Linked DNA regions of Mus musculus: region 2 is linked to region 1. A link is a loop called in an ENCODE intact Hi-C map of the cell type or tissue named here. Cell type or tissue: heart. All regions are shown on one strand.

Region 1 (2,500 bases):
GTCCTCATGATCCCTGTATGATCTTTTGCTTGTAGGTTTATTTCGTTTACTGTAAATTCAGCTATATGGAGACCTGGAGGAAGAGAAATTGGGATCATTTGTGCTTTGTTTAAGTTATAGGGAGGAAAAGTGATTGATGATGTGTCTACAGCCCTCAAAGATGGCAAATGTCCCCATCTTGCCTTCCTAGAACAGAGGAAGTTTGGGGTGAGAGGGATCTTCATTTTATTTTAACATTTATTATATTTTAAAATTATGTGCCTGTAATGGTGTGGAGGTTTGTATATGTATGTGCAGGTGCCTTCAGAAGACCTCCCCTCCCCCTCCCCAGTCAGATATGTAATTGTGAGCTGCCTGCCCGCAGTGAGTGCTAGGAACTGAATACAGGTCCTCTAAAAGAGCAGCAAGCTTCTAACAGCGGCAAGAGCAGTCTTTTTTTTTTTTTTTTTTTTTTGGTTTTTCGAGACAGGGTTTCTCTGTGTAGCCCTGGCTGTCCTGGAACTCACTTTGTAGACCAGGCTGGCCTCGAACTCAGAGATCCGCCTGCCTCTGCCTCCCAAGTGCTGGGATTAAAGGCGTGCGCCACCACGCCCGGCGGTAAGAGCAGTCTTTATTTGCTTCTATCAGCGGCAAGGGCAGTCTTTATTTTAACTAACGGTATTTGGTTCCACTGGGGAGCATTGAGCAGTCTTCCTAAGAAAAGCATTGCAATGCTGGTAGAGGTTGGTTGGCACCAAAGTCTCAAGTTTCACCTCTCCCTACTGAAGGTGCTAAAAAAGACTGCAGGGCACAAACTAGTCACTGTGGGCCGTCTGGAGTGCTGCTCTTGGCTGAACAAATGGAACTGTGGCCTGAGATTTCAGTCCTGTGACGACTAAGCTAGCTGGTTTTGGAGGCTGCAGACTTTCTTCTTTGTCCTTGCACAGGATGCTTAAGCAAATAGAAGAGACTGCCGCTAGGAGGTACCCGAGCCTTTTCCGACTTCTGCTAGGGCGAGCAGAAATGGCTTACTGTGAGTCTCTCCTCTAGGCGGGTCCAGGCGGGTTGCACGTTTCCAAGGTCGTGGTTGTGATAAGCTTGCCTTTGCAGCCTTTTAAGAATAAACAGCTTTTTAGTCTACAGAGGCGTTATCTCCTCCAAGGTCTGCGGGAGAACACCAGCCACAAGCATATGAGGATGCCCCTCTGTTCTCGGAAGGGTGGAGGCAAGGTGGTGGATCCCAGTGTGCATGCATCTCCCCTTGTGCCCAGTAGCAGCAGTGTGTGTGTGTGTGTGTGTGTGTGTGTGTGTGTGTGTATGTGTGTGTGTGTGTTCGCGCGCGCGGACGTGTATGTGCGTGCCTGAGCGTGTGAGCTCGCGCCCGCGCGTGCACGCAAGTGCGTGCATGGAATCGTAGCTCAGCACGGGCTGATCTGATTAAGGGAGCCGAGGAAGGAATAAATATTCGCCAGCCTCCTCACTGCTCAGTTATAACCAATCAATTGCAGAAAGGAGAGGGAGACAGCAGCCTGGGCACAAGGTGTGCGGGTCCCCAATCTGTGCATACTCCGGGATAGACATATGCGCGTGTGCATGCACGCACCAGAGGGGCTGCTGCTCTTATTGTCTGCCTCCCTCTGCAGAGAACAAGGGCAGCGGCGAGGGGCCTGCACCCTGGGCTAGCGTCGCGGCCCCAAGCAGGTCACGGGAGGCAATTTCGCGGGTGGGGGAGGGCGGGGGAGACCTTGATTTCCACCAATCCCGGGGCGCGTGTCTGCGGAGTCCAGGGCGCAGCAGAAGGCTGCGGCGCACCGCTGAATGAACTGATGAGAGAGAGTTCTAGGTTTGCCCGTGAGGGGCGCGGAGTGAGGGTCCTGGCGGGCGCGGCCGAGGCGCCGGGGGTGGGGTAGCGGTCCCGGGCCATCGTGGAAATTTCCAAGGACTTGGTGTGGCGCGGAGAGCGCATCTGGGGGGTGCCGGGCACCGCGGCGGCGCAGGAGGCGGGGAAAGGGCGGTGCAGGGCGCAGGAGCATCTCTTTCTGGAAGGGACACAACCCATCAGACGTCCGGGAGCCAGCCGCGCCTCTTCCAGGACCCCAGCCGAGGGCGACGGTGATGCTGCAGTAAGGGCGGGAGCCACCGGCCCCACTGCTCTTAGACTCCTTCATCGCCCGCTGCCTGCAGGGAAAGAGACTAAGGCTTGTGATTTGCCCGGAGGCCACTTCCTTTAGCAAGACATCCCAGTAAAAGTTGCATTGGCGAAGATCCTTGTAGCTGACCTCTGGGGCCGTGGCGTGGGGGTTCCCCAGCCGTGCGTTTGCGAGCTGGAAAGCCAAAGGTGTGTGTGCATGGGGGGCCGGCCACTGGAGCATCCTTCACTGCCACTTTGTCCAGCGTTGTGCTGAGGGTACACTGACCCTGGGACATCGAGGCTGCGATGAGCCCCTGCGGGCGGGCCCTACATACGTCCAGAGGGGCCATGGCCATGCTAGCTCGGAAATTCCCGCGTACCCGGCTACCC
Region 2 (2,500 bases), 450 kb after region 1:
GAACGGGAGCAAAATAATCATGGGAGGCAGAGTGAAGGAGGAAACTGGGTGGGAGAGGGGAAGGGAAAAGGTGGGGGCAGGGTCAGGTATGGGGAGAGACAGGAGGGATGTCCAGAGGGCCAGGAGAATGGATGGAATTATGCAGCAGTGGGGGCGAGGGGGCAGGGAAAACCTCTAGAAAGTCCCAGAGACCTGGGATATGAGAGGCTACCAGGACTCAATGGGGATGACCTTACCCGAAATGCCCAACAGTGGGAAGATGGAACCTGAAGAGACCACCTCCAGTAGATAGACAGGGCAGAGCCCCCAGTTGAGGCAGGGGGGCTTACCAACCCATTTTCAAAATTTTTAACTCAGAATTGTTCCTGTCTAAAGGAAATGCAGGGTCAAAAATGGAACAGAGACTGAAAGAAAGGCCGCTCAGCGACTGGCCTAATTTGGGATCCATTCCATGCATGCAGACCAAATCCTGACACTATTCCTGAGGCCATATTGTGCGTGCAGACAGGAGCCTGGCATCGCTGTCCTTGAAGAGGCTCTATCAGCAACTGACTGAGACAAATGCAAATACTTATTGCTAACCATTGAGGTCAGGGGCAATGTGGAAGACTTGGAGGAAGGACTGAAGGAGCTGAAGGGGATCAAAACCCCTTATGAAAAACAACAGTGTCAACTAACTGGACCCCTCAGAGCTCCCAGAGGCTAAGCCAAAAACCAAGGAGCATACATGGTTTAGTTCATGGCCAGCCCCTGGCACATGTGTAGCAGAGGACTGCCTTTTCTGGCCTCTGTGGGAGAAGATGTGCTTAAGTGGAAATTTGATGCCCCAGGGAAGAGGGATGCTGGTGGGGATGAGGTGGGGTGGGTAGACAGGTCGGAGAGCACCTTCTCAGAGGCGGGACGGGGAGGGAGATGGGTGAAGAACTCAGAGAGGGGGACCAGGAAGGGGGGCAACTTTTGGAATGTAACTAAATAATATAATAATAATAATAATAATAATAATAATAATAATAATACGAACCCATGATTATGCACCCCCCACGTGGTTGGTTTCAAACCATGATAGAAGGTTGGTGAAGAGCAGGGTTGTAGTCCCGGGGGTAGAGCGAATACCCAGCATGCCCTTGGTTAGATTTCCTGTACTGCACAATAAGAGCAGGAAGAAAGGGGGAAAGAAAAAGAGTTGTGTAGGGAGCGCTAGTTTAAATTGTGTGCAGGTCTACAGAACTTCCAGCAGGTGGCAGTGTTTACAAATATTATGATGCCACAAAGTCACCACAGCTAATTTCCAAATAGAGGTGTCCAAGAAGGGGATTTGGTTCTCGGTTGAGCCCAGAGCCATCCCTCAGATGCGCCCTTCACTGCCACCAAACAAGAGCCTTTAAGCTTTGGCTAAAGCTGCCTTTCCGGCTACTGTACCATTGTCTTTGGAATGTGCTGTGTCACCATTTGCAGATAATTTTTTCCTGTGGGGCTGCCCTACAAATCACAGATCAAGAATACTGGCTTTAGTAAGTGACAATGAGTTTGATTAACCTTATTTGAGAAATTTTATGTAAGATCTTTGAACTATGTTTTAAGTTCTGGTCTGCCTCCCTTCTCCCATACAGGGTTCCCTGTAGCCCAGGCTGGTCTCAGACTCACTACGTAGCCAAGGATGGCATGGAGCTTCAACTTCTGATCCTCCTGCCTCCACTTCTCCAAGGCTGGAGTTGAAGGTGTATCCACCATTCTTGGTTTAATGCGGTGCTAGGACAAGAACCCAAGATTTGGTACATTAGAGGTGGACACTCTACCAACTGAGCTATGATGCACTCCACGCCTCAAATACTGTTTCTTTCCCGATATTTGTACATGGTAAGTTTCAGAGCACTGTTTGCCTAGTGTTAGCTAGATCAACAGTGTTTTGGGCATGCATAAACACAGGACTAGCTTCTATTGACATGCACACAAGTGACCACAATGCTCATGGTGGACCTGTTACCTAGCAACAAATGAGTACCCATCACACTTCTTAAAAGATAAGGCCTCATGCAAACCATTTAACCATATCCTTACCTCGGCTGAACAGTAGGAAATCATCTGAGTTCATGGCTCCCATTCTCACCTCCATACCATAACCTTGGCCTCCCCATTTAATCTTCCTGTTTTCAAGCCCTCACAGGACCAAGAGCCTCCCCTCTCATTGATGCCAGACAAGGCCACCCTCTGCTACATATGCAGCCGGATCCATGGGTCCCTCCATGTGTACTCTGGTTGATGGTTTAGTTCCTGGGAGCTCTGGGGGTCAGGGGTCTGGCTGGTTATATTGTTGTTTTTTCTATGGGGTTGCAAACCTCTTCAGCTCCTTCAGTCCTTCCCCTAATTCCTCCACTGGGGTCCCCGTGCTCAGTCCAGGAGGCTGGCTTTGCAAGCATCTGCATCTGTATCCATAAGGCTCTGGCAGAGCCTCTCAGGAGACAGCTATTGTACAAAGTAGTCACTGAGATTGGTCCTCTCC

Evidence for each region. Hi-C counts contacts between places; a loop is a spot of excess contacts. Peaks named below come from ENCODE experiments on the same cell type or tissue, not always from the same donor. Only the 100,000 strongest peaks of a DNase experiment are listed, where the experiment ranks them.
Region 2: a loop joins it to region 1, with 2.7 times the contacts of the local background. A loop is called at or near these places in 4 of 42 quality-filtered maps.

The regions. Positions count from the first base shown.
Region 1 is chr6:142,963,685-142,966,184 of GRCm38, reverse strand. It overlaps St8sia1 (ST8 alpha-N-acetyl-neuraminide alpha-2,8-sialyltransferase 1), which reads left to right and starts at 1,733. Exons shown (of 5, transcript NM_011374.2): 1 at 1,733-2,500. The coding sequence starts at 2,417. In heart, a CTCF peak has its summit at 965; no DNase peak of the experiment used is centred here; H3K4me3 peaks cover 1,814 bases; H3K27ac peaks cover 1,845 bases; H3K27me3 peaks cover 752 bases.
Region 2 is chr6:142,518,053-142,520,552 of GRCm38, reverse strand. Gm38919 (a long non-coding RNA gene) reads right to left here and starts at 2,366. Exons shown (of 3, transcript XR_869567.1): 1 at 2,337-2,366; 2 at 1,645-1,749; 3 at 1,022-1,142. In heart, a CTCF peak has its summit at 1,232 (motif pointing right); no DNase peak of the experiment used is centred here.